Linked DNA regions of Homo sapiens: region 1 is linked to region 2. The links are chromatin loops, found by intact Hi-C in ENCODE. Cell type or tissue: sigmoid colon. All regions are shown on one strand. Each heading gives the region's core, and the rest is flanking DNA. Links, peaks and the distances in the headings are about the cores only.

Region 1 (5,382 bases), core at 227-5,226, 800 kb before region 2:
CCACCTCAAAAGCCAGTTCCCTTCTGAAGGGGGACTCTGTTGAGAGGGCATGTCTTCTTTCTGATGAGGAGGGAACATGAGGGAAGGCACACAAAGAGACCTGAGGGTCCCAGGGAGAAGACAGTGAAGGAACAACCAGATGGGCAGAGGATTTATGCAAGACCAGGGCTGGATTGGCAGGGAAGCCACAGATGTCATGGTCCCTGAAAGTCAAAAAGAGGTGATGAGCTGGTATATTAGTTTCCTAAGGCTGCTGTAACAAATGACCACACACTGGATGGTTTACAACACCAGAAACTTACTCTCTCAGAAGTCTGAAATTGAAGTGTCAGCAGGACCATGTTCCCTCTGCAGGTTCTAGGGGAGAATGCTCCCTTCCCTCTTCCCACTTCTGATGGCTCCAGGCGTTCCTCGGGTTGTGGCTGTAAAACTCCCATCTCTGCCTCTGTCTTCACGTGGTCTTCTCTTCTGGTGTCTGTGTCTTCTGTCTCTTATAAGGACAATTGTCAATGGATTTAGGGCCTGCCCAGATAATCCAGGATGACCTCATATGAAGATCTTTAACTTATTTATATCTACAAAGAACTTTTTTCCAAATAAGTTCATGCTCATAGGGTGCAGAGGTTAGGATGAGGACAGGTCTTTTGGGGGGCCACCATTCAACCCACTACAGATGTTGATATGGCTTGGCTGTGTCCCCACCCAAATCTCATCTTGAATTGTAGTTCCCATAGTCCCCACATGTTGTGGGAGGGACCCAGTGGAAAGTAATTGAATCGTGGGGGCAGTTTCTCCCATGCTATTCTCATGATAGTAAGTTCTCACAAGATCTCATGGTTTTATAAGGGGCTTCCGCCTTTGCTTAGCTCTCATTCTTCTCTCTCCTGTCATTGTGTGAAGAAGGATATGTTTGCTTCCCCTTCCACCATGATTGTAAGTTTCCTGAGGCCTCCCCAGCCACGCTGAAATGTGAGTCAATTAAACCTCTTTCCTTCATAAATTACCCAGTCTCAGGTATGTCTATTAACAGCAGGAGAATGGACTAATATAGTCGGTAAACAGGACAAATATTGGTCATTTTTAAACGAAAGAGTTACTTGATGAACTCTGCACTTAATGGTTAAAGATTAAGCCGAAGGTAGTGTTCAGGGAAGAGATAAAGACAGGAGGGGGCTTCTGGTGAAAGCTCTTGCCAAAGTAACCTACGGGATGATGAAAATATGGACCGATGTAGCCACTGCAGGAAAGAGGAGGAAGTAATGCATATGAAAGACCTTATTTTTTAAAAAATCAATCTTGTTCTCTCCAACAACATGGAAAGAGCATAAGTTTTTGAGTCATATGACCCACGTATAAGCCCCAGTTTGTATACTGACTAGCTATGTACGTTTGGTCAAGCTCTTAGTTTTAGTCTTTTTATCTGTAAGTTGAGGGTAATGGCAAACCTGCTTATTGCATAGGTTTATAGCAAAGTTCAAATCAGATACCACACAGCACTGGTTGTGTGCTGTGACAGTATACCACGTGGCCACATGGTGGCGATTTGCAATTCTGACTACACATGGACATCCCTTGAAGCTTTAGAAAAATAAAGATGCCTGAGTTTGCCCTAGACCTACTGAATTAGGAACAGCAGTTTTAAAAACTCCTTGAGTCATACTGCTGCCCAGTTAAAGGAGAAATTCACTGTGGAAGGACATGGTATTAAGATATAATATCCATAAAGAAAATGAACATAGTCTTCACCTTAGAAAGACCATGTAGTGGCCTGAAGCAAACTGGGGTTCAACTCTCCTCCTTTAAAAAAAAAAAAACTTATGAACATCCTTATAAATCAGGAATTATGATTATTATGGATTCATTTTGTATTTTTAGTAGAGACAGAGTTTCACCATGTTGGCCAGGCTGGTCTTGATCTCCTGACCTCAGGTGATCCACCCGCCTCGTCTCCCACAGTGCTGGGATTACAGGCATGAGCCACCATGCCCGGCCAATTATTATTAATTTTAATATTATCACTAATTATTCAGTTTCATGTAAACATAAAACAAGTTCCAGTTTAATTCTAACTAAGAATTTGAAATATCCGAGCCTGTTTATCCAGCCACTGGGACAGGACACCCAAAGTCTACTTGCTGGGGTCTGAGGAGCTTCCTGGGAGATAACGCATCCAAACAAAAGAAAGATCCTGGTACGAAAAGTTTCACCTCATAAGAAAGATTTAGCCATCAGAAAGGAAGGAGGGTGATTCAAATACAACGTAGGATCTGTTTCTTAATGACATTTACTTCCTGAGCTTCTGCTAGTTTCCCATGGCTTTGTGTAACAGTCCTGTGGTGCACACACAGTGAACCCGAAAAACCAAAACGCTTGTTTTACTAAGGAATGAACAAAAAGCTCTGCAAGACAATGAAGAACAAGCAGCACTGCTTGGAGGCTGCCTTTAAATAAAGGAAAAGTGGAAGGAGAATGGCTGTATTTTATTCTTCCAAAAGGAATTTCCTGCAGTTTTAACTCCTCAAAGAATTCAGAGCCTTGGCCTCAGAAAGGAGGAAGAGGGTAGATGGAGGAGGGGAGGGAGAGGGAAAGAGAGAGAGAGAGAGAATGCAATGAGAACAATCTTATCAAATAACACAGTCAGACAGGGAGACATACTTCCAAAAACGCATTTCATAGATTGTGTGAGTCTTCAGGAGCAGGAGCTGAAGGGACTTCAAATGGATAAGGACAATTTCAGCCTAGGAAACCCAGGTTAAAGGATATTTTACAATTCCTGACATAAGCACTGATTAGAGTAACATACAGGGAAGAAAAACAAGTTTAGTTTATAAAGGTTTGTGTGTACAACGCAGAACATAAATCCAGATCCAGTATCACCGTCCTGCACTCCTGGAAGCATCGCAATCTTGACAGTTGCAGCTAGGAAGCACAAGAGGGCGCCAGAGAAGGTGGAAATGTTTTATTTTCCCGGGTACCATTCAGTGTTGGAAAATCCCCTTTGATCTATTTTTTTCCTTTTTTACCATTAATTCTAGTTAACTCCTTTTATCTTTATTTATAAGCATGCTTACTATTAGTTCTCTTGGCTTTTTTAAGAAATGGAATGACTATGAGCCTTAAGTTTATTGGCTAATATTTCATTATTAACTTGGTTAAGTTGAGGGGTGGGATAGTTCACAAGTGAAAAAGCTAAAATAAGTAAGCAGTTTGGGAGAATGCAGAAGGGAAAGAAGTTGCTAGTGATGGATTAATTAAATAAATTAACATTTACTGGTTGGGTGCCCAGTCGTGTGTTAAACCCTATGGGTAGAAAGATAAAATGCACTCACAAATTTTCATCGAAACATCAGAAGTTAAAATTTCATAATACCTTATTTTCCCTATTTGAAACTCTCCTTATCCTCTTCACCTCTTCATCTGTTAATCTCTTCAGAAGAACTATCTGTAATAGTTAAGCACAAAGGCTTTGGAGTAAGACAGCTGAGTTCAGTTCCCAGTTCTTTCACTTTCTGGCGATTAACTTCCTTGTGCCCTACTTTCCTCGTCTGTAAAATGGGATGATAACAGCACCAACCTCATTGGGTGGTGTGAAGATTAAATGAGATCATCCACGTAAAGTGCTTGGAATTGTGTGATATTTAAGAGTGCAGTCTCTATTATTATTACTATTATTTGAGACAGTCTCTGTCACCCAGGCTGGAGTGCAGTAGCTCGATCTCAGCTCACTGCAACCTCAGCCTCCTAGATTCAAGCAATTCTCCTGCCTCAGCCTCTTGAGTTAGCTGGGATTACAGGCATGAGCCACCACACCAGGCTAATTTTTGTATTTTTAGTAGAGATGGGGTTTCACCACGTTGGCCAGGCTGGTGTCAAACTCCTGACCTCAGGTTATCCTCCCACCTTGGCCTCCCAAAGTGCTGGGATTACAGGCATGTGCCATCACGCATGGCTAATTTTTTGTATTTTTAGTACAGATGGGATTTCACCATGTCGGCCACGCTGGTCTCGAACTCCTGACCTCAAGTGACCTCCCGCCTCGGCCTCCCAAAATGCTGGGATTACAGGTGTGGCCTGGCCTTTTTTTTTTTACTTTTTTCCTTTTCCTCGAGAGAGGGTATTGCTCTATGGCCCAGGCTGGAGTGTAGTGGTTTGATCATGGCTCACTACAACCTCAACTTCCCAGGTTCGAGGGACCCTCCCACCTTAGCGTCTGGCATAGCTGGGACTATAGGTGGCACCGCCATACCCAGCTAATTTTTTTTTTTTTTTTAATAGAGACAGGGTCTCACTATGTTATCCTGGCTGGTCTGGAACTCCTGGACTCAAGCAATCCTCCCACCTTGGCCCTCCCAAACTGCTGGGATTGCAGGTATGAGCTACCATGCCTGGCCCGCTATTTGTTCTTGTTCAGGTACTACCCATTCGTAGGATTCCAACTGCAATAATAAATTCAAACAACTACAGAGCTGGAAAGGAAATAATATCTAATCTAATTCTCTCATCTTATAAATGAGAAAATGAAAGTTTGCCACTTGCTAGCTGTGTAAGATGGAAAAGTTCTTCACCTTTCCAATCCTGTAAAAGGGAATAATGAGCCTCAACATTCTCTTGAAGCTGTTGAGAGAATTAAATGAGGTAATGTACATAAAGCTGTCAATATCACACAAAGTCACTGCTCAGTTCTTCCATACTAGGGTATGGTAAAAAAACAAAACAAAACAAACAAAAAACACAAGACACTCCAGCCAACTACAAACCCTAGCCTTTCAAGAAAAGATGGTCAAGCAGTTTCAGATTTTACAATCATCCTTCTCACCAAACCAAATGAATGACACCCGGAAAGACTATGCAGGCTGTACTCACACAAAGGAAGGGCACTCCCTCATACCTCAAACTTTAAAGTGGCAGCTGGAGATCAAAGAGCTTGGAAATTAAAACACAGCCTAGACCTCTCCCTTCTAGGGAGGAAGAAGAGTCTAGAGACTGAAAGGCAGACAGCCAGGAGGAAAAGACATGGAATGTTCCTTGAGGCTAAATTCCCTCTTGGCAATGACATTAGAAGAGCTGAGCTAAGAAACATATTTTTCTCCCAGTTTAAAAGAAAGCTGGGGAGAAGGGCTGAGGAATGAATGCCTTATTCAGTCGTCTCAGATTGTGAGCAGAAGCTTGGGTGGGTGCAGGTGAACATCCCACTAGAAAGCAAACTCCATGAAGACAGGAGTTGTATCTGTTTGGTTCATTACTATATTCCTGCCACCTGGATTAGTGCCTGGCACTTGGCGGATGCTCAGTAAATATTGAGTAAATATATCGAGACACTCCTTAGAGTAGGGAAAAGTGCAAACCTATTTTTGGAGCTTGGGGAATGCAAAAATAAATTTT
Region 2 (5,382 bases), core at 56-5,055:
GGCCATATAGCTAATTATTCTTAATAGTCATAAACCAATATTTGTATAGCAATAAAGCTCATATTTGTACAGTGCTTTAGAGTTTTCTATAAACTTATATTCACAGCATGTTGTTTATCAAATGTGATAAGAGCTGCAATGTTGTTGAAGGCATACTCCACATCAGGGCTTTTACAGGTATGACCTCAGTGGCGCTTCACAGCAGACATCTGAGGCACATTGCTCGTTATAAAGGCGAAGACACTGAGGCTCAGAGACTCCAATTAAAGTGCCCAAGGTCACACAGCTGGCAAGTAGCAGAGCCAAGACTTGAATCCAGAAAGTTTGATTCCAAAGCCATCCCCAGTGCCCCGCACCCCAGTGAGAACTTGTTTTCTCGCAGGCAGGAAGCAGATGTCTCAATAGCTGATAACCTGGGAATCTCAGGGTTTGTCTAAAGCTTGTGATTAGTTATCAGATTTCTCAGGAAGCACATCCTTACTCTTTTTTTTCTCTTTTTAAGTGGAGAAATCACCAAAGGAGGCCACAACATCAAGAAAATAGTCTCTTTTACCACCGATTCTGAGCAAAGCAATGAAAAACAGCTTCAACAAAAAGCTAATTAGAAAGTCATAACTTGGAAAACCACCAAATGCAATTCTGATGAGGATCAAATTTAATAAAAGCACAGCTTCTGGTTCCTGCAGCTAGAGCGAAGCAGGCACGTGAGGGGAATGGCTAAGGCAGACTCAGCTAGAGAAATCGGGATTCCAGGTACACCAGGCAGCACTCCAGGCTGTCCATCTATCCGCCCCCAGGGGGAGAAGGGCTCAGGCAGCTTACTGAGAAGGGGGCTCTGGAGACACTCACCAGGGGCAGACCATGAAAACCAGACTGGCCCTGGGAAAGGGAGAGTGCCAGAAGCTTCCGAAGAAAGCACTTCCCATCCCCAGGCTCCTTTCCTGTAACAAGGTTCCTGGGAGTTTCCTTACTGCACAGATGAGAATGGCTTGTCATTAACATTCACATCAATAGACGCTTCTTGAAGACTTGAAAATGGCTATTGCCTGTGGGGATAAGCATGTGACCCCTCCTGCCATCCACCCTCAGCCACCCTAGTGCCAAGGAAAGGAAGCATGAATACAGATTCTACCAGCAGTAGACACATTCTGAACAAATGAAGTTCAAATTAAAATCTCAAAATAATTCATGCTCCCATAATGCTTTATAGGTGATAAGATGCTTTCTTGGGCATTTCCTTATTTAGTCTGTGCCATAATTCTATTTGGTGGTTGTCTTTACTATATCCACCTGACATCACACAAGGAAAACAAGGCTCGGGGGTTAAATGACTTGGCCAAGGGCACAGAGCTTACAACAATGGTGCCATAGGAGAATGGGCTTTTAATTCAGAAAGACCTGGGCTTCAATTCTAGCTCTGTCCTTACCTGACATGTGATCTTGGGAACAATCTCTGTAGCCGAGGCACCTCAGTCTCCTCAGCTGTGAAGGTGGCTTCCATGTATGGAGGACTTTCTGTGTGCCAGGCACTACTATAAGTACCTGTGGTAGGTGGTTTGCAAGATGGCCACTAATAATTCCTCCCATTCTTGCATGTGCAAGTCACTCATCTCATCAAGAGGAGAGGCCTGTGTCTCTCTTCCTTAAATCTGGGCTGGCTTTGTAACTTGCTTTGACTTATGGAATATGGTAGAAGTGACTGCTGTGCCAGCTCCCAGGCAAGGCGGTAAGAGGCTGGGAACGGCCTTTAGTTCTCTTGGAGTCCTGCGCCACCATGTATAGGGCAAACACACTTGACAGCAATAACATAAACATACCCTGAGAATGGCCCTGTATGGCACCTGTGTGGGACTTGAATGTGTGTTCCGAGACAGGGAATCCAGGGATGGCCAACACAGACATTCATTCCTTGTCTATGAGAAAACATCCGAGCCCCCAGCCTGTCCCATGGAACACAGGCTGTACAGGGGATTGAAGCCCCAGGTTTTGGGTTAAGTGAATGTTGCCAGGTTCAGGTCATTCAGGGAGGGTGTTAAGTGAAAATGCTCTATAAATTGCATGCTGTTCACAAGCAGCTGTGGCTTTTCTGCCTAGCCTGCTGCCATTGGGCCATAGGAAGGTGGTTTGACTGTCCAGTCCGCTGCCACTGGATTCTCTCCCCTGTACATAAGCCCCTAGTCAAAACCCATGTCTTGTTTGTTGGCTCTGGGTCTCTTTTTCAACCTCTTGAACCTGATGACTTCCCTATTGAGGTGAGTAGGGGTTTGGCACAATGCCATGTAAAACCATTCTGACTCTCGTGCTGGAGAGAGAGGCCCTGCCAGCCTTTAGCTGAGGTGCCATGCATTTGAGGAAGCCCTCTTGGCTCATCCAGCCCTACTGGAAGTGCCCAGCCAACATCACATGAGGAAGCGAGTTGCTGTCCCACTGAGCCCTGCCCTAATTGCAGAATCGTGAGCAAATACGTAGTTGTTTCGGCTTGGTTTGTTTCGCAGCAATAGATAACTGAAAAAGTGCCTAATGTGTATTCATTTAGTCCTCATATCAACCCCATGGAGAAACTGAGGCACAGAAAACTTAAGTAAGTTATCTAATAAATAACAGCAGGTTTTAAATACAAATAGGCTAACTATCCAGAGCCCACGTTTATAAGCACCACGTTATACTGCCCCTTCATAAAAAGAGCAGTACCTCTCAGAGTTATTAAAGAGATTGTCCCTCCCCAACGTTCATCCCACAAGAGCACCCCATCTTCCAAAGAGGAGGCTCCACATGGACTCACATGATATTCACCAGACGAAGTGCCCTCTGTCATTCTGGCTCGATGCTGCCCCCACGTGGCCACTGACTGTCCAAGCCTTCCGTTTGGACACATCCTGACTGCAGGAATGCAGCTTGAGAATCTGCCATCCCTTCAGCCACCTCTTGATCCCACCCTATGCTTCTCACCTGGAAGTGCAGCCCCAGTTCTGTTCTGTGTTCGGTGTGGATCCCATTTTAGCCAAGGCTTTTCGCGTTCACTGCTTATAGGGAAGCATCCCACCTGAAGCTCAAGTTGAAGTGTGTCTACGTGACCACATGAGCACTGATAGGGCCCCTGGGAGACAGAATGTCCCTGCCTAAGCCATCAGCAGACTTGTGGCAACCAGAAGTTCCAGTTTTCTCATTCAGAGCCTAGAGTACCATCGATTGTCCATGAATTGCATAGACAACATTTAATCAAGGGCAGATGTACTTCAGCAGGAGAAACATTCATGTGAAGAGATTACTTCACAGTGGCTAAAATAAATCAATTCTACAAACAAAACATTCAGTTTACTCATCGTAAGCCGTAGATTGCCAGGCTCAGTGGATCTAACAGGTAAGAGTCTGGGTTTGAATGATACACCTCGGTTCAAACTCTGGTTCCATCATTTGCTGACTGTGTGACCTTGGACAAGTCTCTTAACCTCCGCTGGCATCAATGTCTTCACTTGCCAAACGGCTACATTAATACCATGTCTCTTGTGGAATTTAACCTGCGGGTTAAATGATATGGCATCTGAGAGCACTTACTGCCTTATCATCCAGTGATCTAATAAGCCTGAATTATATTTTCTTTGTTCATTTGCTTATTTAATTTTAAAATTCCTTGGTTATTTTACATGATAGAAGCAATGCATGTCTATTATGTAAAATTTTGGAATTAGAGAGAATAAAGAGAAAGAAGTAAAAAACTCTGATACAGAGATTTTTAAAATCAAGGTCCATAAATCCCCTAGAAGACTAGTAAGAATTTCAGAGAGTACATGAACTTGGATAGGAAAAATGACGTTTTTATTTCATGATCTAACCAAAATACAGCATGGTCATTTATTATGAATTTTGGCTTCAAATAACAGTAGTTTTAGCTATATAGACAACTTTGTCACTGACAGAAACTTAGACATTTTTATACCACATTTTAGCTATTGCATGTAATTTAAAATATTACTTGAATTCATCACTACCTTATAGGTATAGTAATTATTTGATCTTCTGCTAGATCGTGTTACTTAAGGTATTAAAAAGAAGCACATATATTGAAAAATTATTTTAACATTTTGATATCTGTATTTCAATATTATTGGTTTTCTTTGAAATTCTATGGTTTATATTTCAGGCATTTAAAAACATGCTGGTAAGCCCATAGGCTCATCAAGCTGCCAAAGGTGTCTGTGGCACAAAAAGGGTTAAGAGATCCCTGCTGTGGTTCCTCCAGCCAAGCCCATGAGCAGTTCAGATTTTCCTGCCACTCTTTAACTGTTTACTTCGTTCATATTGTTGCAGTCAGGTTGCATAGTATAATTTTGTAGCCTGTGTTGCTAACCATAAACATGTTTTCACATTGCTTCTTACACACATAATTTTTAATGGTGGCATGATATTCCACTTTGTTGATGCACCATAATTCACATTCCCCTGTGGTTTACCATTTACAATGGCTTGAACCTGTCACTTTTACAAATGACATTAGGATGAGTGTCTTCTCTCATAAAGGATCTCCTGTATTTTAGATTATTTCCTTAGGCAAGATTCCCAGCAGTGGTAGAGTGAACATTTTCAAGTCGCTGACACCCTTCCTGGTCCCCGGGGAGCTGCAAGCACATGGAATCAGCACATGGAGGATTGAAGAAGAGTGAAGGCTTTGAAAGGAGGAGGGAAGGGAGGCTGAGGAGGAGAAAGATAAATGGGAGGGCAGGGTCTGTAGGGACAGGTGCACAGGCTGTGACCCACTCAAGGGTGTCCAGCCAGGTGATAAGCACAGGCTGAACTCTAGTCAGGCTCTGCTACCAAGCTGTGCACTCAGGCTGGGGCTGGGGCTGGGGCTGGGGCTGGGTGGGCTCGAGGAAGGTACATCTTCTTCCAGGCACCATGGGAGCAGAGGAATTCACTATTGCTGAGAAATTCACTATTGTTCCTTGGTGGTGGCATCTTCTTGGGGTCTTCAGGACATACAAACCCCACACCCTCAGAGAATGCTAGAAAGAAGGAGTCACATTTTCAACCTAGAGTCCCCGAACCTTTAGTACCTGGGAAGGCAAAAATCTGGGAAGGCAAAAATGTGAGCAATGTTTACTTCCAAAACAGCTAATAAAACTTGAACATTGACCTTCAATAAGGCCTCCCCATGTAAAACTCATACGGGTTGGAGTTCACTGCTGCTTGTTGTTTCTTATGAGTACACAGTGATTGGAGTGGATGCTGTGGTGAGCTGCCCAGAGCCCCCCCCAGGTCTGGGAGTGTTGGCTGCTGTTGGTTTATGGCTAGTTCGTCCCCAGGAATTGCACTGGATGAAAGAGCTGCCTTGCCCAAGGTGATAGACCTTGCCTGATTCATGTGGGAGTGCACAGACCTGGCCTG

The links. A loop is a pair of places that touch in the nucleus more often than their neighbours do. Peaks named below come from ENCODE experiments on the same cell type or tissue, not always from the same donor. Only the 100,000 strongest peaks of a DNase experiment are listed, where the experiment ranks them.
Region 1: it touches region 2 in a loop (5-fold over the local background); 16 of 110 quality-filtered maps call a loop at or near these places.

What each region holds. Positions count from the first base shown.
Region 1 is chr11:20,351,581-20,356,962 of GRCh38, reverse strand. No RefSeq gene overlaps it. Among named protein-coding and RNA genes, the nearest start is that of HTATIP2, 9.4 kb to the left of the region's middle. In sigmoid colon, for the core only: CTCF peaks have their summits at 1,523 (motif pointing right) and 2,920 (motif pointing right); no DNase peak of the experiment used is centred there.
Region 2 is chr11:19,555,316-19,560,697 of GRCh38, reverse strand. It overlaps a transcript of NAV2 not described here. Among named protein-coding and RNA genes, the nearest start is that of MIR4486, 17 kb to the left of the region's middle. In sigmoid colon, for the core only: a CTCF peak has its summit at 2,847 (motif pointing left); a DNase peak (open chromatin) is centred at 2,837; H3K27ac peaks cover 156 bases.